Linked DNA regions of Homo sapiens: regions 1, 3, 4, 5, 6 and 7 are each linked to region 2. A link is an interaction called in ENCODE POLR2A ChIA-PET data of the cell type or tissue named here. Cell type or tissue: MCF 10A. All regions are shown on one strand. Region 1 overlaps LINC03002 (long intergenic non-protein coding RNA 3002). Region 2 has its middle 82 kb from the start of LINC03002. Region 3 has its middle 41 kb from the start of ALDH8A1. Region 4 has its middle 11 kb from the start of LINC03002. Region 5 overlaps LINC03002 (long intergenic non-protein coding RNA 3002). Region 6 holds the start of LINC01010 (long intergenic non-protein coding RNA 1010). Region 7 overlaps LINC03002 (long intergenic non-protein coding RNA 3002).

What was found. Peaks named below come from ENCODE experiments on the same cell type or tissue, not always from the same donor. Only the 100,000 strongest peaks of a DNase experiment are listed, where the experiment ranks them.
Region 1: POLR2A ChIA-PET joins it to region 2 with 12 read pairs; 2 of 35 experiments call an interaction of 5 or more read pairs at or near these places.
Region 3: POLR2A ChIA-PET joins it to region 2 with 10 read pairs; 2 of 35 experiments call an interaction of 5 or more read pairs at or near these places.
Region 4: POLR2A ChIA-PET joins it to region 2 with 21 read pairs; 2 of 35 experiments call an interaction of 5 or more read pairs at or near these places.
Region 5: POLR2A ChIA-PET joins it to region 2 with 11 read pairs; 2 of 35 experiments call an interaction of 5 or more read pairs at or near these places.
Region 6: POLR2A ChIA-PET joins it to region 2 with 25 read pairs; 2 of 35 experiments call an interaction of 5 or more read pairs at or near these places.
Region 7: POLR2A ChIA-PET joins it to region 2 with 25 read pairs; 2 of 35 experiments call an interaction of 5 or more read pairs at or near these places.

What each region holds. Positions count from the first base shown.
Region 1 is chr6:134,535,624-134,539,623 of GRCh38, reverse strand. The region is part of intron 1 of LINC03002 (long intergenic non-protein coding RNA 3002); the gene reads left to right. Among named protein-coding and RNA genes, the nearest start is that of LINC03002, 2.4 kb to the left of the region's middle. RefSeq lists an enhancer at 1,516-2,715. In MCF 10A, no CTCF peak of the experiment used is centred here; a DNase peak (open chromatin) is centred at 2,273.
Region 2 is chr6:134,620,271-134,624,270 of GRCh38, reverse strand. No RefSeq gene overlaps it. Among named protein-coding and RNA genes, the nearest start is that of LINC03002, 82 kb to the right of the region's middle. In MCF 10A, no CTCF peak of the experiment used is centred here; a DNase peak (open chromatin) is centred at 2,210.
Region 3 is chr6:134,907,122-134,911,121 of GRCh38, reverse strand. No RefSeq gene overlaps it. Among named protein-coding and RNA genes, the nearest start is that of ALDH8A1, 41 kb to the left of the region's middle. In MCF 10A, no CTCF peak of the experiment used is centred here; DNase peaks (open chromatin) are centred at 1,941 and 2,761.
Region 4 is chr6:134,548,829-134,552,828 of GRCh38, reverse strand. No RefSeq gene overlaps it. Among named protein-coding and RNA genes, the nearest start is that of LINC03002, 11 kb to the right of the region's middle. In MCF 10A, no CTCF peak of the experiment used is centred here; no DNase peak of the experiment used is centred here.
Region 5 is chr6:134,528,696-134,532,695 of GRCh38, reverse strand. It overlaps LINC03002 (long intergenic non-protein coding RNA 3002), which reads left to right. Exons shown (of 3, transcript NR_125856.1): 2 at 1,632-1,858. Among named protein-coding and RNA genes, the nearest start is that of LINC03002, 9.3 kb to the left of the region's middle. In MCF 10A, no CTCF peak of the experiment used is centred here; no DNase peak of the experiment used is centred here.
Region 6 is chr6:134,434,217-134,438,216 of GRCh38, reverse strand. All of the region lies in intron 4 of CT69 (cancer/testis associated transcript 69), which reads left to right. It overlaps LINC01010 (long intergenic non-protein coding RNA 1010), which reads right to left and starts at 501. Exons shown (of 3, transcript NR_038217.1): 1 at 336-501. RefSeq lists enhancers at 455-514, 1,672-1,966, 1,116-2,315. In MCF 10A, no CTCF peak of the experiment used is centred here; DNase peaks (open chromatin) are centred at 656 and 1,846.
Region 7 is chr6:134,522,461-134,526,460 of GRCh38, reverse strand. It overlaps LINC03002 (long intergenic non-protein coding RNA 3002), which reads left to right. Exons shown (of 3, transcript NR_125856.1): 3 at 918-1,143. Among named protein-coding and RNA genes, the nearest start is that of LINC03002, 16 kb to the left of the region's middle. In MCF 10A, no CTCF peak of the experiment used is centred here; a DNase peak (open chromatin) is centred at 2,320.

The sequences.
Region 1 (4,000 bases), 85 kb after region 2:
AGGAAAATCAAGTAGTGTTTTGAAAAATATAAATTTAATTATTTAAAACTATCTATGGAGAATGTAGATGCTAATACGTAAACATTTTAGTGTTGATGACATAAGTCTCAAAAATATTTATTTGCTTCGTGAAGATGAACTTCCAGTTTACAATCATCACATTTGTATATAATAGTGTAAGTTAATAACATCAACTTAATTAAATTTGGCTAATTCTAGATAGTGTCTTCTTTTCCTAGAAAGCTCGTGGCCTTTTCCAGAGAGGGAAAATTGATGGTTACTTGTTCAGTTATACGGAGAGTAGAATTTGAATTTTCTTCTCTTTCCTCTTTCTCTTCCTAAAGGTCTGCTGCAGTAATGAATACATATAGAAATATATATAACTGTCGGTAAGACATGTCAGGGAAAAGGGGGGCCGTGAGTTTCCTAAAGGAACTTAAAGAAATTTTTTTTAGATTGAGGGGGTACATGTGTAGCTTTGTTACATGGCTGTATTGAGTGATGCTGAGGTTTGGGCTTCTGTTCGAACAATCACCCAAATAGTGAACACAGTATTCAATAGGCAGCTGTTAAAGTCTTGCTTTGCTTCCTCCCCTCTTCCCCCACTTTTGGAGTCCCCAGTGTCTATTGTTTTCATCTTTATGTCCATGTGTACTCAATATTTAGCTCCCACTTGTGAGAACATGCAATATTTGATTTTCTGCTTCTGCGCTAATTCACTTAGGATAATGGCCTCCAGCTGCATCCACATCTCTGCAAAGGACATGATTCCATTTATTTTTATGGTTGCATAGTATTCCATGGTGTGTATGTATCACATTTTCTTTGACCAGTCCACCATTAATGGACACCTAGGTTGATCCCATGTCTTTGCTCTTGTGACTAGCGTTGTAATAAACATATGAGTGCAGGTGTATTTTGGTAGAATGATTTATTTTCCTTTGGGTATATATCCAGAATGGGATTGCTGGGTCAAAGGGTAGTTCTATTTTTAGTTTAAAGAAATATTTTAAATCCCTCTTTCCCATATCTCCCTGTAGAATTTTCTAAAATGCTGTTTGTTCCATGTATTCTGATATTCAGAAAAAACAATTATTTTGCTTTAACTTTGTACAAAGTTCTGAGGATCAAGATATTACCAAAACACCATCTCTGTTCTAAATATACATTTTAAAATTATCATGCATAATTAGTTATGTGTAAATGTTTCTGCCCTCACTGAACTGTGAGCACCTTGAAGAAGGGAGCTAGACCATATTCATCTTCCTGTCTCCAGTGCTGACCACAATGTCCTGCACATAGAAGTGCTTAGTGAATATTTATTGACGGACAGGTGGATGGATGGGTGAGCAGATGGATGAATGGATGGCCATGCTATAGCCTAGCACATTTACAAGTAGGGATTTAATTCAGGCTATCCACATGGTGCTTGGCATGACTACACCTGTTAATCCTCTGGGCATTTATTATCCCACTCTTTTGTTTGTTTGTTTGTTTGTTTGTTTGTTTTTTTGAGATGGAGTTTCACTCTTGTTGCCCAGGCTGGAGTGCAATGGCACTATCTCAGCTCACTGCAACCTCTGCCTCCTGGTTTCAAGCGATCCTCCCACCTCAGCCTCCTGAGTAGCTGGGATTACAGGCACGCGCCACCATGCCCAGCTAATTTGTTGTTGTTGTTGTTGTTGTTGTTGTTGTTGTTGTTGAGATGGCGTCTTGCTCTGTCACCTAGGCTGGAGTGCAATGGTGCCACCTCCGCCTTCCAGGTTCAAGCGATTCTTCCACCTCAGCCTCTGGAGTAGCTGGAATTACGGTGCACGCCACCACGCCTGGCTAATTTTTTTTGTAGTTTTGTAGAGACGGGGTTTCACCATGTTGGCCAGGCTGGTCTTGAACTCCTGATCTCGGGTGATGTGCCCGCCTCAGCCTGCCAAAATGCTGGGATTGCAGGTGTGAGCCACCGCGCCTGGCCTGTTACTCCACTCTTAATTACACAGAATGCAGATATTTTCAAGATCACCTTGTCCAACTCCTTCAGTTTACAGTTGACGAAATGAGATTCAGAGAGAGAATTTGATTTATCCATAGTCACATAGCTTATAATTAAGTGGCAGCTCTTGGTTAACATCCAGACCTCTTGATTTTCAGTCAAATGCCAACTACATGATGTTGCTTTCCATGACTCATATTTGGAGGTTTTCAGGCACCCTATGGAGCAGTCTGTCCCTCCTGGCTCATCTGGGGCAATATGAGAGCAAATGGGGCTAGAACAAAACTGGATGAAAGGAGAAACTCTGGGGCTGCTGAATTCACATGCCGATGGTGCTGGGGAAAGGTATGAACAAGAATGACTCACGGTTATTCAGGCTGATGTCATTCCATGACTCCCTCAGAAGATGCCACACTCAAAATTCAGCAGATGGCATGCCATCCCTTCCCTAGGTTTCCTGGCTAACCTCTGGAGATGGTGATGTCCAGCCCTACTCCACTTACCAAAATCTCTGTTTTATGTAAAGTCCAGCCTTTGGAAACCCTTTCCAAAGAAGCTTTTTTCCCCACCACTTAATGGTGAGGCTGATGTAATGGTACTATCTCTAGACCTTCCTGATATAAGGAAATGCTCCTAATGCATTATTTCTGATGGTCTGGATTTTGGTTTCTCTAAGTTATGCCCAGTTACAATGCATCTAAATGCATATGATGGATCTATACTTAACCAGAATGTTGTTTATTAATAATTTAACCTTGGGCCAGGAGTGGCGGCTCACGCCTGTAATCCCAGCACTTTGGGAGGCCGAGGCGGGTGGATCACGAGGTCAGGAGTTTGAGACCAGCCTGGCTAACATAGTGAAATCCCGTCTCTACTAAAAATACAAAAAAGTAGCCAGGCGTGGTGGCGGGCTCCTGTAATTCCAGCTAGCCAGGAGGCTGAGGCAGGAGAATTGCTTGAACCCAGGAGGCGGAGGTTGCAGTGAGCTGAGATCAGGCCATTGCACTCCAGCCCAGGCGACAGAGTGAGACTCCATCTCAAAAAAAAAAAAAAAAAAAAAAAAAAAAAGAATTTAACCTTGTAGAGTAAACTATTTTAGAATGAGCACATAACAGAATAGAGGAATCTCAAAATAATTATGCTGAGTGAAAGAAGCCAGACCAAAAAAAGAGTACATACAGTATGATTCTGTTTATATAAAACTCTGGAAAATGCAAACTAATCTAGAGGAAGAAAAAGCACAGCAGTGGTTGTCTGGGGAGATGGGGAAGGAGTGGAAAGGACAGAGGGATAGAAAGGGGAGCAAGCAAACTTTGGAGGGTGATGAATATGTTCACTGTCTTGATTAGGGGATCTGCATATGTCGAAATTTATCACACTGTACAACTTAAATATGTGCAGTTTGTTGTATGTCAATTATACCTCAAAAAGCTGTTTTTCTCAAAGAATGTAATCTTTTAACGTTCAACTAAAATACTGTATTATTAAGTTTTCAATAAGAGAAGCAAAAACACTAGGATGCCTGTGTGTATGTATGTATATGTATTTATACAGTTCCAGGGATTTGACATTACATAATAGTGTGGTGTGGTTAAGTGGTTAAGTCATGTCTGTAAAGCTGTTGTCTTCATATCCAATGCTGGAGCTTGAATTCCAATGACAGGTTGTCAGGAAAGGAAGATGGATATAAAGTGGGGAAGAACCAGAGCAGGCTAGAACCCCAGACACAGTGGGGGCTCACAAGGACAGACTGAAACTTGCACCAGTTCTGAATGCCTCTAACCTTGGTTGTATAACGTCCTTCAGAGGCAGAGCCCTTCATAACAGAGCTCAGTAAAGGTGTGTACCTGGCCCAGGAGTTGGAGAAGCTTCAGGAGGATCCATCCAGGGGAAGGTGGAACAGTTGCAGGCCCAGCTGCTGTCTCATGCAAGAGGTGATCCAGCAGCGAAGAGACATATATAAGGTAGCAAATGGCTGCTGCTTTACTCCCCTCTCCAAATTTTGCCCGAGAA
Region 2 (4,000 bases):
GTGTCTGGCAGACACAGGCTCACTGATGTGAACTGTGTGGATTTTAAGAGAGAAGAGAACATGCTCTTAGGGCTGACAGGTATTTTGGGGCCCAGCATTAACCTCTGAGAGGATTTCCCCCTAACATTAAAAAAAAAGATATATGAGACCTTCCGAATCAAAAGTGTTTCCTGACGATATTCATGCTATACTGGACTCCTAATAGAAAATAAGGAGCTTTAAGAATAATAGCTTTAAGAAAAGCTAAACAATATTTAGCTTTGTTTTAAAGTTCATGGAAGAATGTAGTAGGTATGTTTTGGGGGTGTCACATTCAAAGCATGCTTCCTTAGGAGCATCCCTCACTAACAGACCCTTCTGATGAGAGCTTGGGTGACAATATTGCTCTAGCATAGCCACCATCCTCCCTGGCTACAGCTGATGGAACCATGGCAGGCACCAATGTGAGCTTTATTGAGAATACCATAAACCAGGACTGTTCTCTGGGGGAGCTAGAATGCAAGGTTGCCTAGGGAGTAGATTGCCTTTGTGTCCTGCAAAGCCAAAGCTATGGGCCAACTCGAATTAGAAGAAGTAACTATAAGCAGTGACAACAGCAGCAGCCACAATTGATAATGCTAGTTGCTGCAACTTCTGACATGCTTCCTGTGTGCCAAGCACTGGACTAATCCTATCAGGTGGGCAATAGCGCTATCTTCATTAGAAAATGAGGAAACCAGGTCTTAGATGCGATCACTTTCCTAAGGTCACACAGCTGGTAAGTGGCAGAGCAGCTAAGGCAATTCTCGAGCTCGTTTATGAAATATCTGCAGGCATTATTCTGTCTCCCAGGAAGCTCAGGAAGCAGAGGCAGTGAGGAGAATGGAAGGGATGTGCGAGAGAAGCAGAAATACAAGACACAATGGTGCAGAGAGAGGGGGCAGAGGAGCAGCCCCATTTCTGAGACCTTCTGAGGTTCCAGCTCCAATTTGCATGTGATTCTGCTGAGCTTGGTGGGCGGTCTTTTATCTTATGTAATCCTCTTTCTCCTTCTCTCTGTCTTTGTTTGAATTAATTTCAGTGGATTTCTGTTCCTTGAAATCAAAGACTATTAAACTAGAATGAAGAGGCATCTAAAGGGTAAGGGAGGTGGTGGTTGGGGGGACATTTCTTATAGAGAGGTAAGGGCAGAGAAAATTATCCCACTCTCTCTGGTTGTGATACTTTTTTTTCCAGCCTTCTCAGGTTTAGGAAGATGAGCACCTGCAAGTTCATTAAGGAAACATCTTATCAAGGGAAACTCCAAAAGAGGATAGTAAGCTGCTGAGTAATCTTGGAATTACTTAGCAATACACTTAGCTAAATTACAGCACTTGAATCAGGTTTCTTAACATGGTCTCTTTTAGGACCTTTGCCCTAATTACTTTAATGGAATTACTTGTCCATTTTTTAAAGGTTTTACCCACCATTACCTCCCTCACTTCTCTCGTCACCTCTCTCTGATGCAAGGCACATTTTAAAGGACTGCCATTCTCCTTAAGAATAAAAACTTGGAATCCTAAATGATTGAGTCTTTGGGATGCTTTTGTGAGAAAGCTGTCCTATTGTGAAAACAAAATGAGCTAGCAAGTTCCCCCAGTCACATGAGTTTACCAGGGAGGATCAGATCAAGAATCGCCTGGGAGCCTGGGATCCTGAGTAGCACAAGGGAACCTTTCTCATCAAGAGAACCTTACTGATTGAAAGACTCCACTGGAGGTCAGTCAGGCAGACACAGAGGAACCCAGGAGGGTTTTGAGGGTATTGAGATGCGCAAACTCAATAGCAAGCCAGCCACTGTGCAAATTTCAGAGCCGTGGACTCATGGGGGTCAGTCCTTGGTTGTCAGTGTCTGGAGAGTGGGCTCTGATTTTTTTCAATGACACTGAAACACACCAGCAAAAGAAAAATCCACTCTGACTCTCCTGTTCGTTTATTCTGCTCTCTGTGATTTCCCAAAGGGCTTTATTAACACTGTGTGACTTTAGCTTCTTAATCCCCTGAAGAAGGTTTGGAAACTGACAACTTTTTCTCTCATCTTATGTTAGTCTTCCTTCTGAATTGAGTCACTGAGGACTTCTGCCAGGAAGCAGCTCTAACCAGTTTGACATGGCATCAGAGCTGTTGCTGGGCAGGGCATTTTAATATACCAGCTTGGAACAAATGCATGGTTTACCTCACCTGTCCTCCTAGTTAATCTTATTATGTTAAGGATGTGATTTCCCCACTGTGGAGACTGGATGTTCTTGGCACCTGGACAGTACCCTAAGGCTTGACTCAGAGGTGTATAAGAACTGGGGGAGAACTCAGTTGCTGGCAGAAAGGGCTGCTGGAGCTCCCTGACCAGGTTCTTAGAATGTGCACACCTGTGGACTGTGGAAGACCTGCTCCAGGAAAGCAGCTCCGGACAAACTGGAGGAACTTCAGGGATTCCTTCGGCCTTCAGAGCATGTTTCCATTCTTTATGGCATCATGGCTTTCTTTGCCTTTCCCAAGGGAAGCATAAATTTACATATCCATGTGCTGCCTTGAATATGGCATCTTAGCTAAAGCACTATTACATTCCCATCCGTCTGCAGGACCTTTCTTTGTAACGGGAATTAGCTTCATAAAACTTTTATGGAACACCTAGTGTAAGCGTGTCTTAGGTGAGAGGGCTGGAGAATGAAATTCACGGCACCTCTTCATCATGTGGGTGGAGCAGCCCCTAATTACCCCAAGGGTATTTATTAATTTTCCTGCACCTGGAGAGCAAGACTTTATATCTTTAAAGAATGGCGAGGCTCAACTGGCCACTGCACACTGCCTGGCAGCCTGGGCAGTTGCCATTATCTGTTTTCTTGTCCATTATTATTATTCGTGGCCTCATTTATAGTCCACAAAATGCCTAGGAGAAAACTCACCTGCTAATAAAGTTTTGTTTTCTTATTTAGGGGAAAAAGAATAAAGGTTTGAAGCATATTTTTGGATTGTGTTGAAAAAGTTGAGTCATTTCTAAAGCTTTGAGAGGAGATTCTGCTAGGCAAAGAAGAGGGAGAAGGAATGGGAAAAAAGAAGCTAATCGAGGTAGAGTTTGTCTCCTGTTGATTGGCTGAGGGCTTTATTTAAGTGGTGGGTTAGACTCCTAGCTCTGTCTTCTTCTACCTGAGAGCCGTTGGGCAATTTATCAAGCTCCAAATGCCACTTCCCAGGGCTGATGAGCTGACTAAATAAGAACACATTTGTAAACTGGCTAGCCCAGTCTGGCACATTGTAGGTCCAAATAGAACATACAGATACCTGTCTGGTCTTTTGTGCTAGAAGTTAGTAGCCATTTTTCCAAAGAAAGCATTACAGAATTAGTTTCTGGGTTTCCTTTCCATAAGAGCCATTTCAAGAAAGGACCTTCCAAACCTTTATATTAGGAATCCCTAAAATAAACCTGACATAAGAAAACCTCTTTTCACTTATTTTACCCATTATAGACTCTGGTATCTAAAGCTATGGAAGTGATATCAAGATAAAGGCACACATTTGAAGTCCTGAAATTCGTTGTCTCCCAAAATATCTTTGAGGAGGGAATCTGTGGGACACCTGCATGGGTGGCCAAGGTCGTGGAGTCCTGAAGTCACTGCATAAGAAGCACAGTCATTCTGGGTCACTCCCAAGGTGCGGGGAGGGCATCCCTCCTGTCATATCTAATGATATTTAGTCATTCGACTAGAGCACAAATGATTAATATATTCATACATATGGGAGTGTGCACTTTCCATTAAATCTTCAAATCCACCAATTTTTGTTACAAGTGTATGAATTTTTTTTTTAAGTTTTAAAAATAAAAGTAGCTTGTTCTGTGTTCCTGGGCTTCCTGTAGCATGTTTTGCTCAGGACTCCAACCCCTTTTCTAGTGAGTGTCCTCACTAGTCTCGGAGCTGACCAAGAACACTGGGTTCAACTCTCAGTTATTTCTGTTACTAAACATATAAGTTTGAGTGAGCTATGT
Region 3 (4,000 bases), 290 kb before region 2:
AACTGGGATGCCTTAAAATTCTTCAGAACATGGAAATGAAATGTTGCTTTCTGGCTGGCTAACCTCTAAGGCAATCAAAATAGAATATAATTAGCTATCTATTGCTGCCAGGGCTTAAACCATTTTTCCAAATTGTGTTTGCCAAGACAAAAGGAGGTATTTTCTGTAGTACAGGAGAGGTGAATGAGAGGATGAGTGGGTTGAACAGTCCTGAGTAATTATTGCATTTATTTAGGTTTCTGCAGCTATCTATCAGGCCCTTGGCTTATGATAGCAAATGATAATGAACAGTCAAAAGGCAGAAATAGCAACATTCACCCTATCATGACACAGGGACATTATATTCTTTTTATACACAATACAGTGCAAAGGTTCAGGGAGAGCGAGAAGTATGACCTGAAGCCATTTTTCCACTACTCATCATTTTTGACAGTTACAAGAAATCCAGAGAAGGGATTTTCTTGTCTAATTATTTCTAACCTTAAAGTTCAGGGAGTCAGTCTTTCTCAAGATTAGGATTCACTAAATACATCCTGAGGAAAGGGTGCAGTACATGTTCTGCGAATACTGTCCAGGAGCTGTGAACTCTCTCCCTTTATTTAGGATATCAGAGGAAGGGGCAGGAGAGGGGAGGAGAGTTCAGTCATCTCAGCTTGAAGCAAGTGCTCGGTAAGCACTTTGGTATCGCTCCCAAGGGGGACTGTATCACTTCCATCCCAATGACTGAACTCGACCTGAATGCAGACCGCTGAGTCCAAGTCCCAAGTCTCAGGACCCCAGGAGTTACTAGAAAGAAACGCTCAGAGCTGCTTTCTGGTAGATTATTAGTGGGAGAATACATTTCCCCTAAGATACCTAAAATCAATGCAAAGAGGACCTCAGAAGTATGTATTTTGCTGAACTTGAAACATCAGAGAAATTGTTCAAAAATCCCCTGAAGAGATAAATATGCTGATATTCAAATTTTTACCTATCTTGATGATTCTCACATGCTTTGATTTCTCAAGGATGTTGCATGAAAATCATTTTTCCTCTATTAGAAATTCATGAGCGCCTGCTGCTTACTTCCCAGCGGCAGTCCTTGGGACCTGGTATGTGGGCACTTTAAAAAGATGCTTCAGGAGAGCATTTTATGCTCTGTGCAGGGACCTGCTCCTGCAGGCAATTGGCACGTGTAGTCACAGAGCCCGAAGCTCTGGGGCTGTCACATAAATTGCACAGAGTCAGAGGCTGCTCCCCACACAGCAGCCCAACCACCCCAGATGGCCCCACTCTACCTTCAGTCCCCCAGGGAAGGGGTTTCCACCCTCTCCCGCCATTCACTATGTCTGAGCTTGAAATATTAAAATAGAGTACTTGTTTCACATATAACTCCAATTCCAACAGCTGTAATTAAGAACACATAGAGGCCAGCTGCTTATTATATGTAGGCAGGAGCTCCAAAATACTTAATCAGAATTTGCAATTAGTTGTCATTATCCTCAGAATACCTCTACTTCTTTGATGCTTGTATATTTCTATAGGTTCTGTATATTCTGCATTCTAGTTCTGTTTAGGAGTTGTTTGCTGTAAGATCCTTGGCAAGCCAATAAGCTTCTCCATGCCTCAGTTGTCCATCTGGCAGTGGGGAGAGAGCTACACAGGGTGATTTCAACAACCCTGGCAATTAACCTTGTTATGATTCAGTGACTCCATGAATCCCTAATATTCCGGGAGTATTTTTCAAGGCTTTGTTGGAAATTGTTGAGTCACACTGGAATGAACTGCCATTATGAGATGAGGTTGGAATGTTCTGATCGCTCCAAGGGTAAGACTGGACTGAGGAATGTGGAGGAGGGCTGCGACGAGGTGTGGGATGGGAAAGTCATCATCAGATGCGTGGAGCTGGCATATCCTAGGCCAACAGACAAGATTAGGCAGATTCCCAGCACCTGATGAATGGCCAGCTGCAATCAGAATTACGATTCTTCCCCGAAGAGCAAGCAGCCTATGATTTGTTTGGCAGAAGCCTCAGAGTCGTGATGATGATGATTTGCACCGGCCTTTGGGTGAGTCAGCGCTGACACGAGGCACCGACAAGCTTGGCAGCAGAGACTGACAGTGACTGTTCTGGACTGTTACACACATTTCAGAAGGCTTGCTGTAGATACCCAGGAACAAAATATCTTCCCCACACTACAAACTGAAACCCTCATGAACAAAGCCTGAAGTGAGAGGCTTGGCCCTGGGACATCTCAGGGGTGAATCCACCCTATATTAATGGAGTCATAGTCAGCTGCAGGCACCCCCAAGCAAAGGACGCTGGAAATTCCCAGAAGATAAGCAGATCTGAAGCAAGGACCAAGGGCTTTGAAACTTTCTTTTCTTTTCTTTCCTTCCTTCCTTTGTTTTTTTCAAGACGGAGTTTTGCTCTTGTCACCCAGGCTGGAGTGCAATGGTGCCATCTCAACTCACTGCAACCACCACCTCCCAGGTTCAAGCAATTCTCCTGCCTCAGCCTCTCACGTAGGTGGGATTACAGGCATGCACCACCGCGCCTGGCTAATTTTTGTATTTTTAGTAGAGACAAGGTTTCACCACTTTGGCCAGGCTGGTCTCGAACTCCTGACCTCAGGTGATCTGCCCGCCTCGGCCTCCCAAAGTGCTGGGATCATAGGTGTGAGCCACCGCGCCTGGCTGAAATTGTCTTTCAAAAGTCTGAGCTCAGTGGCTTATGGGAATATCTAACATGGATGGCCTGAAGGCAGGTGAATCATCCTAGACCAGCCCCCGGCACTCCCTGTGCCAGGCAGAAGGGAAAGAGTAGCGCAGTGGGAAGTTGGTTCCCAGGGGGTCTGCCTCTCCAGGTCTTCCTGCTGAACAGCCGGCAGCACTTCGGGCACGAGAGGACATTGTCCTCCTTTGACCTCACCTGGAGCAGGCTTTCCAGGTTGTCTCTGGGGAAGGTGTTTATTATTATTATAATAAAAAATATTTTATATTATATAAAAATATATATATTTTTATATATAAAATATATATAAATATAAAATATATATTTATATATAAAAAAATATATATAAAATATATATTTATATATAAAAAAATATATATAAAATATATATTTATATATAAAAATATATATAAATATAAAATATATATTTATATATAAAAATATATATAAATATAAAATATATATTTATATATAAAAATATATATAAATATAAAATATATATATATATAAATATATATAAATATAAAATATATATATATATAAAAATATATATAAATATAAAATATATATTTAGATATAAAAATATATATAAATATAAAATATATATTTAGATATAAAAATATATATAAATATAAAATATATATTTATATATAAAAATATATATAAATATAAAATATATATTTATATATAAAAATATATATAAATATAAAATATATATTTATATATAAAAATATATATAAATATAAAATATATATTTATATATAAAAATATATATAAATATAAAATATATATTTATATATAAAAATATATATAAATATAAAATATATATTTATATATAAAAATATATATAAATATAAAATATATATTTATATATAAAAATATATATAAATATAAAATATATATTTATATATAAAAATATATATAAATATAAAATATATATTTATATATAAAAATATATATAAATATAAAATATATATTTATAAACATATATTAAGATATTTAATGGTTGCATGGATAACTTTAATATGTATAAATTTTAATCTGTTGATTTATCGAGTTTTGACATTATCTACCTTCTCCCTGTTCTGTAAGATGAGGAAAGTAGATGGTGACCACCATCCCAGGCCTCCATCCTTTCCCCTCTCAACTGGCCCGCTGATTAATTTCATTATCTAGGCTAGTAACTTCTGCACTCTGTTCTGTAATTTTAAGTTGGCTTTCTGTACTTTGTGTATAGCTTGACTTTAAATAAAAAAGGCTAAAAACCAATAAGAGACATTCCTAATA
Region 4 (4,000 bases), 71 kb after region 2:
ACTATAATTTTTATTCCTATTCCTCTGTAGATGAGGTGACTTTTTTCCTTCTGGCATGTTTTTGCTTTTGGCTTTTTGCTTTTTGCTTTTTTTGTTTTGTTTTGTTTTTGGAGACAGAGTCTTACTCTGTCACCCAGGCTGGAGTGCAGTGGTACAAACATGGCTCACTGCAGCCTTGAACTTTTTGGCTCAGATGATCCTACTGCCTCAGCCTCCCAAGTAGCTGGGATTACAGGTGCATGCCACCATGCCTGGCTAATTTTTTAATTTTTTGTAGAGACGGTGTCTCGCTATGTTGCCCAGGCTGGTCTCAAACTCCTGGGTTCACGTAATCCACCTGTCTCGGCCTCCCAAAGTGCTGGGATTATAGGTGTGAGCCACAGCACCCAGTGTCCTCTGGCTTCTCTCAAGAATTTCTCTTTGTCTTCTGTTTTCTGCATTTTGAATAATATGCCTAGGTATAGATATTTTGGTACTTATCCTGCTACATGTTCTCTAAATTCTCTGGATCTGTAGCTTGGTGTTGGTCATTAATTTTGGAAAATTCTTGGCCATTATTACTTCAAATATTTCTTCTGCTCCATTCTCTCTTTCTTCTTCCTCTGGTATTCCAATTACATGTATGCTATGCCTTTTGAAATTATCCTACAGTTCTTGGATATTCTGTTCTATTTTTAAAAATTCTTTTGTTTCCTTGCATTTCTGTTTGAGAAGTTTCTGTTAATCTAACTTAGGCTCACTGATTCTTCTCTCAGCTATTTCCAGTCTACCAATAAGCCTCTCAAAGGTATCCTTCATTTATCTTCGTGTTTTTTCTTTTTAGTATTTTTTATTCTTTCTTAGAGTTTACATTTCTCCACTTAAATTACCCATCTGTTCTTGCATGTTATCTATTTTTTACATTAGTACCCTCAGATTTTAATCATAGCTATTTTAAATTCCCTGTCTGTTGATTTCAATGTCTGCGTCATATCTGAGCCTGGTTTTGAGGCTGCTTTATCTTTCTAGATTGTGCGTTTTCTTGCATTTGGTTTGCCTTACAATTTTTTTGTGTGTGTGTGGAAAGCCAGATGTGTCATACTGGGTAATAGGGACAGAGGTATATTGATCTCTAGTGTGAGGTTTTATGCTAATCTGCTAGGTGCTGGGCTGTGTTTAATATCTGAGGTAATTAAGGTGCCAGAGGCTTCAAATTCCTCTAGTGTACTTTTTTTGGTCTCTTCTTCAGTTTTGGCTTCCCGGAGTACTCCTGCTCAGAGAGAGTTTGTGTGTTTCAACCCTAAGGTCATGACTCCTAAGAGTTTCTCATTCCTAGGCAAATGCACACTCAGCCTCTAGCAATTTGTCAGAATTGCCATCTAAGCGTTCTTACCAGTTTGTGAACTCCGGAGGCAGCTGCTTCCAGTGAGCAGATCTCAGCTGGACTCATTTCTGGATTCCAGAATTTTGCAGGGATAATGGGAACAGAGTTTGTTCCTCACGTCTCTGATGGGTCCAAGAAAAGTTGATAATTTTCAGTTTTTCAGTTTGATCTTGTTGTAAGGATGGAAATGACAGCTTCCAAGCTCTTTACACATCAGAGCTGAAACTGGAAGTCTCTTGGCAGAGGAGATATTTCGATAGATACTGCCAAATTGCCATTCAAAACAATTGCAACAGTTTACATTCCCATAAATAATATATGCAATGACTTAAATACAATTAGTTTTAAATAGCTTGAAACAACTAAGAACACTTGCTAGTATTTGACCTTGAGACTGTGGGACAAACCCTAATAGCATGAATATCAGAGAAAGTCTTAAAACTAAGAGGGAGGAATCAGGAGGGGAGGTTGTGTTCTAATGTATTATAAATTTAGCATTCCTCCACTTATGCTCTTTCTTAGTTTCAAAAAAAAAAAGAAGTAATGAGTGAAAACACTGATGGTGCTAATGAATTGGTGGGTTTGCATGTACCTAGCCTCACACATATAAAATGCGTCAGAATTTTCCATGAGTCAGGAATCACAATTGAAATTCCTGACCTTGGTCTGGCTCCAGGAGGGAACGTAGCTTCTTCGCTATTGTATGCATGCAGCTGACTTCTTCTATACAGGAAGTAATCCTTGATGGTTTCAAACTGTGCCTCTTCTCTCTTTTTTAAAACAAAAATGTGCTCCATTAAAATTTCTCTTAATCTCTTTGATTACAGCCAGAGAAATAATAAGTGCTTTTTCCCTTACCTGTCCTTGTAGAGATGATGATGCAGCAGTGAGTTGATTTTTTTTTTTCCCACATGAATGTTATTTTTCCATAAGTCCTTTTTCTGTGAGTGGAAAATTCACTTCAAAATCCAGTAAATGGTTTTTTAAAGTCAGCAAGGGGCAAAACCCTAACAAACCAATGATCTTTCTATTGACCACAATCCTTCAACTTTTATTCTTACCTTGTTGGAAATTTTATCCTGGAATTTGATAATCTTTAGTATAAAGTAAAATAATTGAAAAAGAAAGGTCTGATACATATTTGAGGGTCAAAATGTTCAAAAAAAAATAAGTCAAATAGTTTGGTGTAATAGAGCCATCTTAACTCAAGCTTTAGTTACCCCAAAAGTGACTGAAGAGAAGACTGTCTTAAATGGGCTATTTCATTATTGTTAAAAGCTACAGTTTCATTTGTTCACTCACTCTGGTATAAATATCTACTAATGGTAAATGAACTCTCTGTTCTAAAGAATGTAAAAAGGCTCTCCATCCTTGATAACAATAAGCTATGGACAGGAAATGAAATATGAAGCAAAGCCAAAACTCTTCTTTCAGCTTTGTTTTGTTAAGCTCTGTTCTCATAAGATATTGTCAGTCACAATGAAATGTGACTTTACTAAATGTTATCATTTAATAACATAGAGGATATAAAAATAAAACTTCACCCCCAGGTGCTGAGATTGGGACAAACTGAAGAAGTTATTTCCACATTTACATGATATTATTGCTATAAACAGTATTGAAAACTGTCTAATATTCAAGTTTCTTTTTAAAAACAATTCAAGTTCAATCCCTCTGACCATAGAATTATATCTGTTTTGTAGTTTAAAGCATCATCCAATACAAATTCAAACTTTCATCTGCATTCACTGATCCAATTCTTTAGACACTATTTTTTTTTTACTAAAAACAATTTAAGAACATAAAAATTTGAAGTAAATATGAATTATTATTTTTTAAAGAGTCCATGTAGTCACAAAAAGTAAACTCAGTGATCCAAATGAAAGCTTATAGATGAACAGAAGGCCCTTTGCTCTCAAATCCCATTGCTTCTGTTTTAACAGTGTTTCTGAGTAGGAGAATGTACTAAAATCGCCCACTTTACAGCTCACTTTCCAAACCAGTAGTTTGGGATTAGAGGGATTTTTTTCTATGTGCAGAGAGACAACAAAAATTTAAAAACTTTTACATTCAGTCATCAGGGATTACCTTTGTTCTATTACTTTTCCTCAAGTCAAAAAGTAGTTTCTCATAAGGTTCTTATGCTACTAAATACTAGGCTTCAAGGTGTGTTTATCTCATCAAAACTACACACCTATAATTTATGTGTCTCTCCTTTTTTCTTGGTTTACATAGAAAACATTGTTCCAGAGAAAGCTCTCAATTCTAAAAACTTTAAAACTTTGTTATCAGCAGAAAAAGAATATCAGGAATAATGGTGCCATTTGGATGCATAGTCCTGTCAGATGAGCAAGAGACTTGATGATGAAAACCTAGTCAATTTCATGATGATCTGAGGGCTACCAATTGGTTTCTGAATTTATAAACTGAAGATGAATTACTTTCAACAAGTGGTATGTCAACACTTTAACTGTGGGCTAGATGAGAGATTCAAAAATTTTATTCTGAGTTAATTAAAAATAAGAGTAGAGGATGAGATATAATGGGGAAAGAGAAGTAGAAAATAGAGTTGATTTTTTACTTTTGGAAGGATCCACTCTCAGATGCAATAGTATAGAAATAATTACAGTGACAACC
Region 5 (4,000 bases), 92 kb after region 2:
GATCTATTATTATAGGATGGAGAATCCAGTTTTTTTTTTTTTTTTTAAAAGTAGATGGCCTATCTTGGCATGATCTTCTTTCCTGAAGAATTCATCTAACAAAATTGTTTCTTACCTACAAGGCTTTGATTCCATAGAATTTGTGTGTATATTCTAGCTCTGGGGAGATGATCAAAAGGGAGCTGTTTCCAGAAACATATTATTTTTTAATAAATAAATTCTTAACAGTGTGAAAATATAGTCACAGTTTGAGTGTATTATTTATCAATTGCTTTTCCAGAGAGACTAAAATTTGCTTAGGTTTGAGGTTTTTTTTTTAATATTTAATCTTCAAAGTATTAGCATTTACTTTTAAGTTAAAAAGTGTGCTGTGGGCAAACAGCAATGTGATATGCTTTTGCATTGTACCAAAAAGAACATCTCAGCATTTGCTCTCCAGGCTTCTTGGAATGCAGTTCATTGTGGTGCTGTAGGTGACCATAGTGTTTCCAGAATTGATTGTCCAGGAAGTGCAGGGCATCCCAGTGTGTGTACCTGTTCCTCTGCAGAAAGCACTAATTTTCTTTTGTTTCTTTGTTTTGTTTCTGTAAACGATCTAAGAGAAGACTGATGTCAACTTTTGTCTCGTAATACACGAATCTATGAGTTTCTCTCAGAAAATGGTAAGATCATTGCTCTGTGCAAGAAAGGAGGGTGTATGTAAGGAGTATGTGACAAGCTTTGCAGGGACAGAATTCACAACAGAGAGCAGCTAAAGGAAGAGAAAGTACAAGTGACACTAAAGGGAAGGTGATTTTCAAATCCACCCTTGCTTATCTCAAACCAGTGCATGATTTCCTGATGAAGCCATTTGTCCACCCTACAGTGCTGTTGTTTCTAAAAATTCCTACCACAGAATAACAACTGTCAACACCTGCCTCAGACACAGCAGTAGGGAAGACTGCAAGTGGGAAAGAGATTTAAACACACCAACCTTTTTAGGAACAAAATCACTCATATCAGCTGATTTGCTGAATTAAAGGATTTTTTAAAGTATATGGTATTCTTTGACATAGTATTGGCTGAATAATCATTTAACAAATGTCACTGGTGGATGAATTAAGTAAGAAAGGTGTCACGTTGGCTCTTCATACAGACATTTGGCGAGTAATTGGCACTAAAAGGATTCTGATTTCTTCCCCTGCCATTTTGATCTTTCAAGTTTTAAAATAGCAAATAACATTGGTCCTTAGGGTTGGTCCATGTTAGAATCACAATGGACAGAGACCCTGAAAAACTGTACAAAAGAGGGAGGAACAGAACAGAATGGAAAAAAGTTATGGAAATTTTCCACCCATGGATGGGACACACCCTCATGCAAACAAAGCTCTGCGGCGAAGACTATATTTCATAAAAATGTGATAAAACACTTGCTGAGCCCTGAGGGGATGAACAATGGTTCTTTTTATTTTATTTTTTTTAATCTTCCAAAATTCAGTCTCACATGCTGAGCAGTTGAAGGGAAAGGCCTTTTGTCATATCTGTTTCCAAACATCTATTTCCTTTCTGGAGCCCCAGAAGTTTGAGTTGCTGTCACAGTGAGGAGCTCTCTTGTGTCAGCCACTCTGATTCTATGTCCTTGTCCTAACTAGGTTGTCTGCCAACGCTAACTGGCCAGCTCTGACAGGAGGTGCGTGGCCCAGGAGGAGCCATCAGGCCAGTTCTCTGGGATACTGCTGTGTCTCCAGCTCTGCAGTTTGCTCTTCGTCACTCAGCGGCAGACGGAGAGGCAGACACGAGCCCCTTGTGAGCCCTCCTCCTTACCGTCATCTCACAATGCTCTGAAATAAGGAGGCAAATGGCTGAGGTCCCCTCAGTTGTGAGTATCTTGCTTCCTTCCCCAATGCCTCTTCAAACCACTTTGTCAAAAACAACAACAACAACAAAACAAAAACAAAAACAAACAGATTCTTGTGTTCATGATACTAAAACAAAATTGCGTAAGGTCTGTTGCTTAAGATTAAGCACTGGCCGGGCACGGTGGCTCACGCCTGTAATCCCAGCACTTTGGGAGGCTGAGGCGGGCGGATCACGAGGTCAAGAGATCGAGACCATCCTGGCTAACACTGTGAAACCCTGTCTCTACTAAAAATACAAAAAATTAGCCGGGCGCGGTGGCAGGCGCCTGTAGTCCCAGCTACTCGGGAGACTGAGGCGGGAGAATGGCGTGAACCCGGGAGGCGGAGCTTGCAGTGAACTGAGATCACGCCACTCCACTCCAGCCTGGGTAACAGAGCAAGACTCCGTCTCAAAAAAAAAAAAAAAAAAAGATTAAGCACTCAAAAAATGTCAAAGTTGGTCTTAAAAATCTGGCTGTGGTTAATGGGATCAGCTGCATTTTTCTTTAAAATGATGTAACCCATCTCCTCCATTTTACTTTTGCATTTGACTTTCCAACTTCCACGCGAAGGAACAGCATGTGGTTTACTTGTGGTCATATGTTACATGTTGCTTTGGTGCTTTACAACTTTCAAAAAGCTTTTATACAACAGTGATATCATCAGTTCCTCAGATAACCCTGTGATGTGGGTAGGTTGATGGATACTCTATCATCATTTCCCATATGAGGAAAGAAGAGTAAATAAGTTACACAACATGGACGAGGTCACCCTGCACTTCAGAGGTGGAACCAAATTCCAACAGAAGCATTGAATTTCTAGACGAGTTTTTGTTTGTTTTTTATCTTTTCCATCACACCAAGCCACCTCTGTGAAGGAAAATTGTATGCATCTCCCTAATCCAACATTTTTCATGTTAATTATCCACTAAATTACAGCCACAATTTGGTAGTCTCAGTAGCTATTCTGGTTTGAGGACAACTTTTTCCAAATTTCCATATTTTTTCTACTACTTTATCATTTTCTTCTCTACTTGGAATGCCATACTTAACATTCACAACAACACCCTCTTTTATCTTTCTTCTTTCTTCCCTTTCTCTGTTTTTTTCTTTTTCTCCCTTTGTCTCTCCTCTTTTTCTCTCTGCCTTTCTCTGTCTCCTTTTTGTGTGTTTATTTTTGTTTTAGTTTTAGAGACAGGGTCTTGCTATGCTGCTTGGGCTGGTCTCAAACTCCTGGGCTCAAGCAATCCTTCTGCCTTAGCCTCTCAAAGTGCTAGATTATAGGCATGAGCTGTCATGCCCAGCCTAGTTTTGTTTGTTGATTGCATACTGAAAGTAACACATGACTAGAATATAAGAGAACTGAGTTTGAGATATTATAATTTCACATAACCTCTATAGGTCTCTGTTGTTTTATCTCTAAGATTGTTTTTTGTAAAATAATGATTTTCTACACAAGTGAAGAAGAGGGAAGGGAAAATGGGATTTTTGTGCTAATCAAAAATAATATGTGGTTAAAAAAATTGAGGGCTACCTAATTTGTAGGTTTTCTTATTTTAAGTAATAGATGATAGGATCAAATCCAGGTCTTCTGTCTACAAGTCAAATATTTAGGAAGCTGCTGGGTGCAGTGACTTGCATCTGGAGAGGCTGAGGCAGGAGGATCACTTAAGTCCAGGAGTTTGAGGCTACAGTGAGCTACAATTGCTCCACTGCACTCCAGCCTGGGTGACAGAAGACTCCATCTCTAAAACAAAATAAAACAAAACCAAAAACAAACAAACAAAAAAAATTATTTAGTGATTTTATTTTTTAGTGACTTTGTTAGCCTTACCAATAAGTTACTTTTACTTTTTTTTTTTTTTTTTTTTTTTGAGACAGAGTCTCGCTCTGTCCCAGGCTGGAGTGCCGTGGTGTGGTCTTGGCTCACTGCAACCTCTGCCTCCCGTGTTCAAGCGATTCTCCTACCTCAGCCTCCCGAGTAGCTGGGATTACAGGTGGGTGCCACCACTCCTGGCTAATTTTTGTATTTTTAGTAGAGATGGGGTTTCACCACGTTGGCCAGGCCGGTCTCGAACTGCTGACCTCGCGATCCTCCCACCTCAGCCTCCCAAAGTGCTGGGA
Region 6 (4,000 bases), 190 kb after region 2:
ACAGTGACTGGTAATAACTTTCAGTAATTATGTGCACGATGCACATTTCCTTGTTAACTAAATATTTTACTTATTTCGATTGTAACCTGTAACTTTTATAGAATCCTTGCAAGGTGACCAGAAAGCTCTTTTTTGAGGAGCATAATTCTTGTTTGCGCTATTTTTTTACTCATGTCTTTTCCTAGTGATGATATTGTCTCTCCAGCACTCTCTCTCCTCCCCTCAACCCGTCCTTCTCCATCCCTGTTTCTGTAATCTCTTTATCCTAATTATAAGCTACTTAATATAGAAAGAAAATAATTGTAACAAAGGGAAAAGTTCCTTAAATGCATTACCTTTTTTCTGAAATTTGCAACAATGGCAGGATTCTTAGTAGGGCTAGCAAGCACCACTTACAGTTCTTAGGCAAAAAACCGAAGCCAAAGGACATCATCTGTCATGGAGAAAGACCCAATAGGGGAGAATATTTCCAAAATTCACATCATCAACAGCAGTATGAAATGAGAGTGATGCTAAGAGTCTGACATATACCAGCATGTAAGGGCCAGTCGCACTAGTGGGTGTCAGAGGTTACTTCTTCATTCATAGCTAAAAAGTGGAAGATGATTCATATGTCTTTGCTACTGATGTAAACAAAACACGGTGGGTGGACAGCACCCCCTGAGGGAGATGGAGATGCTGGTGAGTGGGTCGATAAGGAAGTCACTCTGCCAGCCGCCTCCTTCTTCCCAAATGTGCACAAACTCCACCTTGTAAGGTGTCCAAGGACAATGACTTATTCCACAGCAGGTGCAAACACTCAAGATTTCAGTGAGTGTCAACCTCAAATAGCTTAGGTGCTGAATCTAAATTCCACAATCTGTCGACCTGACATCGTCCTCTCTTCAGGTGTTTATATGGCCCTGGAAAAAGAAATAGTTCCATTACATAAAAGGAATTACAAAAATAATGCACCCAAACTCCAGAGAGTACTTACAGTCTTGCATCATTTTGCAATAGTTTCAGTTTCAGATCTGCATAGAATGTTGACCAGGGATAAGGTTTAACAAATCTTAAGTATGAGCATTTTGGGTCTTTTATTTCCTTAATTTCATTGAAAATAGCTGTGTCATTGACACTTTTTAGGCATATCATTATATGTATGCTCAGAGTTCACTTCCAAGAGAGTAAAATATGGCAAAGGATCATTTTAATCCAGTTGTTATCTTTTTATTTATACCCAAATTTTGTATATCTTATATGACAATTGATTTCTACTTTATCTGGTTGTATGATGAGGATGAGTTATTTTTTAAAAACACAACTGTTACTTATAACTTAAACCCAATTTGGGCTTCATAAGAATTGTCCTTCTTTCAGGCTAATATTTATGCTAACAATTGTCACAACCATAATGGAGGAAAAAAATATTTTAAGGACAAGAATGTCACTTGAGAATAAGTGAACACCCCCTGTGACCTGGCATTTCTTGGAAGAAAGGAAGGTGCTGTGACATGCCCCTGTCATTCTGAGGTCCTCTGGAAAGGGCTGTCGTTCACAGTTGCCTGGGCAAGGCTGAGCAGGACGCACGTTTGGTGACTCAAAACATGCCGTTAAGAGTAACTAGGGTGGAACGATGCATAGCCACCATTTCAATTATGTTGGGCTATCAAAACTTTCTTAGGCAAAAGATTAAACATGTTTTTCACCAATTGTAATGGTGCTTATTTCGTTGTGTTTTGTTTTTTAAATGAGCTATTGTTAGTGCCTGTTTCTCAGAAACATAACTTACTGTAAGAATCCACACACAGGCTTAGTCACACAGCCCACCCCTCCTTTGTGCGTTTCAGATGAACAAGGGGCGTGTCTGCAGAGCATTTGCCACTGACTCATTGCACTCCCCACACAGTGAGCGATGAGCAGTAAGTGACCAGGAAGATGACAGAATCCCATCATTGTTTTGGTATTTAGAAACTAGTAAACAGTGAAATCTTGTTTTAGCTACAAATAAAAACAAAAATATTCCATTCCTTTCTCTTCTCGAGGGTGTGCATAGGTGGAAGTGAATGTGCTCTTGTATGAGGACACATACACCTCGTTATTCAAATAGGTATGAGGAGACTCCAGAGAGCTGTGTTCTTAAGATCTATGTAGGAATAAGTAGTAGTTGCCAGATAGGGTTATTACCAAGGAAACCTAAGGCTGAAGTATATAAAAATCTGCCCACTGATGACTTTGTTTGACTTTCGGTTTTCTCATTTTAATTACAGGATGCTCTGCAGCCTTACCATCCCTTAGTCTTTCCTCTACAAATATAGTATTCATAGTAATTCACTTAGTTTTCTATGACATTGAAATGAAAATTATAGGTATAAAAATTAGGTTTACAAAAATCATTTGGAATTCTTCTGCACTGAGGATTTGTCTACTCTCTCCTATTTGTTCAGTTCTTTAATCACTTATTTTCATCAGTATGGGCATGTGGATATTTATCTTAAGCTTTGAGTTATAGTCCAACAGCGCACTGTTGATCGATTGATTGATTTGCTTAAATTGTTTCAGTTTTGGCCATTGGGAACTTTTTCAGCCGTGTGTCTTTTTGACATATTCCCATCACTGTGGATTTTTTTTTAATTTTTTTATTTTTTGCTCTCATTTGAGTGCCTCCTTGCCTTCTGGAACTACAAGATGCTGCAGGCTTATCTTAGGTATTCCCTTCCCCGTCCTAAAATCAGCCATGTCTCCAAGTAACCATTGGAGAATGGTATTAGAAATCAAGATTGGGGCCGGGTGTAGTGGCTCACGCCTGTAATCCCAACACTTTGGGAGGCTGAGGCAGGCAGATCACCTGAGGTCAGGAGTTCGAGACCAGCCTGGCCAACATGGTGAAACCCTGTCTCTACTAGAAATACAAAAAATTAGCCGGGCTTGGTGGTGGGCGCCTTGAATCCCAGCTACTTGGGAGACTGAGGCAGGGAATCACTTCAACCCGGGAGGTGGAGGTTGCAGTGAGCCGAGATCACACCATTGCACTCCAGCCTGGGGGACAGAGCGAGACTCCATCTCAAAAAAATAAATAAATAAAAGAAATCAAGATCTTCTTGCTACTGGAATGTTGACAGAACAGGGAAATATATACGTGTGTTCTAATAATTATATGTACACATATCTATAAGTATTTATATATGTAATTATTCGTATCTATATTAAGCTAAATGTGAGTGCATACAGTTGTCTCAACTCTAATCCTATACCACATGGATCATTCTAGCCTCTTTCCTGTCTTTGTATGTCACCTTCCACTCCAACAGTGAGAAACCTGGCTCCCACCATCCACCATCCACTCATTTATTTGCTCAATACCAGTACACATGAATAACGCCCTCAAAATCAAACTATACTCCTGAGATGCAACTTTATTGACGAGAATACAGTGCTTACATACAGTTTATTTTGCCTTTGGTCTTGTAGTCTCCATTCATTTCTAAAGTTGTTTAGGTCAGCAACTTTCCTCCCACCTCCTTCAGGGAAATTATTTTATACATCTGTAAGACACTTAGATTGTTTTGTCATAGCCTGCACTCCATTCTGGGATCCCCTAATATCCTAAGTGATTTTTCAAAAATTTGTATACATTAGGGTGCACAAAAAGCAATTTTTTGTGCTGTAACGTTCTACTCACCACTCAAGGACTCTGGTGTAACTCCCCACCCTGTTAAGTATGGGCTCCACATAGTGACTTCCTTTCCAAAAAATACAGTATGAAAAGGGTGGGGCGGAGGGCAACTTTACAACAGAGAAAGCTGACAGACATCACCCCAGCCAGGTGATCAAGGTTAACGTCACCAGTGATGTCGTGTTGATAGCAAGTACCCTTGATGTGATGTGGTGAGGATGACACTTTACCTCTGTGATCTCCTCAAAACCCATAACCCCAGTCTAATCATGAGGAAAACACTCTAGAAACACCAACTGAGAGATATTTTACAAAATACATGACCAAGCTTGCTCAAAACTGTCA
Region 7 (4,000 bases), 98 kb after region 2:
TATAATATAGTACCATCTGTACAAAGGTCAAAGCAGGTAAAATTAAACAATATATTATCAGGAATCTATAAATAGGTAGTAAAGCTATAAAGAAAATCAAGGAACAAGTACCATAAATTTCAGTATTGCCCTTAGTGGCAGGGAGAAGGAGATGTGATCAAGAAGGGCACAAAGGTGTCGAATACTGGCAGTGTTTTGTTACTTAACGCTGCTGGTAGGAGCCTGAGTATTCATTTTATTATCTTTACACCAATTATAAATGCTGTCATCTACTTCTTTAAATGTATGATTTGTAAGTTTGTTTCCTCAGAAAAGATGAGTCAAGTTTCAAAATTTTATTTCATTTATTGAGATCCAAGTATCCCTATTTTCTGAGGGTGGCCTTTATCCAGAGACACCTATGAAGAAACCCAACATGCAGAGTTTCCAGATCCATAGACAATGCTGCCAAAGTGTAAAAAATAAATAAAATAAGATAAAAATCCGAAAAAAATTATTTTTTTTAAAGTTGGTATCCATATATATGAACTGACACTCAAGGCCTTTTACAACCTGAACCCAATCTTTCTTTCTAAGCAGATGATATCCCAGAACTTCCCAGTGGGACCTTTTCCTTGTTAAATGTTATTCCCTGGCCAAGCCTTACATTTCCCATGTTTGTGCTGTGATTATCTCATTCCATTTACCTGCATTTCCCACCCTCTTGCTGATTGGCCATCTTAGTTTGATCTTTTCTGGGAAGCCACCTCCATAACCTTTGTCTGAAGTGCTCTGGCTCTCTTGAGCTCTCAACAACTGCCAATTTAATTCTCCTAGCAGTTAACCTTGGGTGCCCTGTAACAACTGCATTTTCACCAACCAAACCCCTTTCCCTCCTGGGCAGAGAGCTTGACTTTATTTTCTGTCTTCCCTTGCAGGTAGATGTGATTGAGTTCTATCTACCAGAAGCATATGCCTCCTGGAAGCCTGGTTCTAACACCTCCCACAAAATCCTTCAAGCACTTTTTTCTGTTCCAAGGTTTGCTTATGGGGGACCCAGTGAAGTGCTTCAGAGCCCTAGAGATTTGCTGAGTCATATGAGGGGTCAGCAAACTTTTCCTGTAAAGGGTCAGATAATAAACATTTTAAGCTTTGTAGACTGTATAAAGTCTCTGTTTCTTCTCCCCCTCCTCCTCCTCTTTCTCCTTCAGCTTCTTTCCTTTAAATATGTACAAAACCTTTCTTCTTTTCCAAAATCTGTCTATATTTGACCTGTGAGCTGTAGTGTGCTGAGTCCTGCATTAGTAGGAAAGATCTTGAGTTTCAGAATGACGATGTAAAGCAGAGACCCTCCTCCCCGCACCCATTCTCTGCAACCGACACTTGGATTACTTTTCTTTTACTCTTTGTCTTTCTCTGAAGTATAGATGTATGGTTGGCTTTCTGAGGTCAAATATAATTAAGAGGTAGCCAACCATTTGGCAAATTTGAACCAAGAAGAGTTCTGATATAAAGAATGTAGGACCCATTCACTCCCAATTAGTCTCTTCACTGAAAGGTGGCTTACACCAGGTATATCTCATTTGCTAATTTGCTTAGTCCATGTCTAGGGAACCATTGTGATCAAGCCAATATACCCAGGCCAGAGCAGCCTGCTTTAGAATCAAAGCTTTAGGCTAGGCGTGGTGGCTCACATCTGTAATTCCAGCACTTTGGGAGGCCGAGGCGGACAGATCACTTGAGGTCAGGAGTTCGAGACCAGCCTGGCCAACATGGTGAAACCCCGTCTCCATTAAAAATACAAAAATTAGCCGGGCATGGTGGCGGGCCCTGTAATCCCAGCTACAGCTACTTGGGAGGCTGAGGCAGGAGAATCACTTGAACCCAGGAGGAGGAGGTTGTAGTGAGCTGAGATTGCATCACTGCACTCTAGCCTTGACAACAGAGTAAGACTCCACCACAAAAAAAAAAAAAAAAAAAAAAGAATCAAAGCTTTAAAATCCAGCAGAAGTAAAATTTCCAAGTGGGAGGGAAGAGGATCAACAGGAGAATCTGCAAGAGTAAAAGAGGAAGAAGATGTGTGCTGCATGGCACAAAATGAATCTGCAAAGCATCTGGGAACTGCAGGTATGTCTGACTCATAATATTAATGCTTTGCTTAGGACCCCTAATCTCCCTCCTTCTCTTCAATTTTCTGAAATAACCCACATCTGTGAAGTGTTTTCCTTTGCTTATATTTTCAGACCCTACTGATGCCTGGAACTCACTGGAGTCAGCATGTCCAGGCAGTCATTGTAGCAAGTCAGAGTGGTGTGATGAAATGCTTCAGGAGAAAAACATTTCACCACAGCCTGGTTCACTCAGATACCTTGCCAGGTACTGTGGTTCTCATGTGAAGAAATTACCCTTTACCTCTTTCAAGGTGTTTCCCCCTAAAACAGCAGATTCATTTGGACACTGAGTAACTCGCTATTTTTTTTTCTTAGGCCAACATTTGTTTTGTTCCTTGAAGCTGCAGGTTCAAACTCAAGTGTGGTTTTTCTTTCTATAACACACTCAATCTTCAATGACTTACTCACGTGCCAAGTTTGAGAGACACAAAAGGAATACCGGTGCTAAGCAAAAAGCCAACAGACTCTTGCTCTTGTTCTTGTAACATACTTCTAGAACCAAAGGAATGGGGTCTCCTTTTAATTGTGATGTAAAAAGTAGAAGAAAAGAGAGTTAGCTTTTCTATAGTTGATTTAGAAAAAGGGTCTCTGAAATTACATTCATATAATATATACTTTCACTGGAGTAAGCCGTATAGTAGATCTTCATTCTCAGCAATCACAATGTACTCCAAGTGACTTATTTATATGTGAGTTTTGACTCCACCTGCCTTTGTTAATTATTTGGTAAGCTACTATTAATAAGGTATTCATAGCTCATTTGCTAACTCTTCCAGGGAACCAACATCTCACTCGGGCCTCTGATATTGTAACTGTGGGCCTTTAAGAAACAACGGAAAACCCAACTGAATAAAAACTGACCTCCTTTGTGGCTGCCCTGATGGAAGGGGCTCAGGAGCAACAGCCTTCATGGTGCCCACCCTCTGGGCCAGAACAACGGATGCCCCACAACTGAGTTTAGTGCCTCCAAGAACCACAGGTGAGGGTTCTGGGGGTAGGGAGAGTGGGAGAAATTTCACCATCCCACAGATGAATGAACACTGGTCTAGTGTGTTTAGGGCAGTGTACCTTGACCCAAAGGGATTGCATGGAATACACTTTATGTTTAATCTCCTAACACCTTTTTGCTAATGCAATTACTTGAAATATAACTCAATAGAAAGACACAACCCTCCTGAAGTGTCTTGAAATGCTTATTGTACAGGAAGGTTTCTGCTTATTTGCTTAATTTTTAAGGATTTGTAGCTTGATTTTTCCCCCGAAAATGGATGAAAGGATGAGCAGTGTTAAATTTTGAATATCTTAAGAAGTCGTGGCCCTTGTTAAATTTTGTTTGAGAGAATTCATAGAAAGTTACTGTGAAACAACCATATTCTTAGAAAGCTTCTCATTTAAGACTCAATTGGGTCAGAGCTTAGGTTATTCTGAGAGCTGAATACATTTGTTCTCTCTCTGAATCACAGATTCTGACATGTTATTTTAGAAGTTCTTGGTCTTTTTCTAAAAATTGACAGGCATATGGAAAAGTTAATAATTCAGTAAGTAAAATATGCTTATATCTGCAAACAACAGAGATTAAAAAAAGGTGCCCTATTTTTATTGTTAATCTTTCTAAGAGTTTTGAAAATGCAAACCCAAACTTGACATAGAAAAGGTACAAAAGATCTTGGCCCTTAAATTTTCTCTGCTGTTTTTCATTTCATGCAATGTTTTAATTTTCCTTGAGATGAAACCACTTAGATACCAGCTTTAGATCACTATGTCCTATACTATAGGATGTATAGAATTTTAAAAGGTAAGAACATTCTTGGGAAAATGTGGCTTCTATGAAATATAGTCACAAACATAAA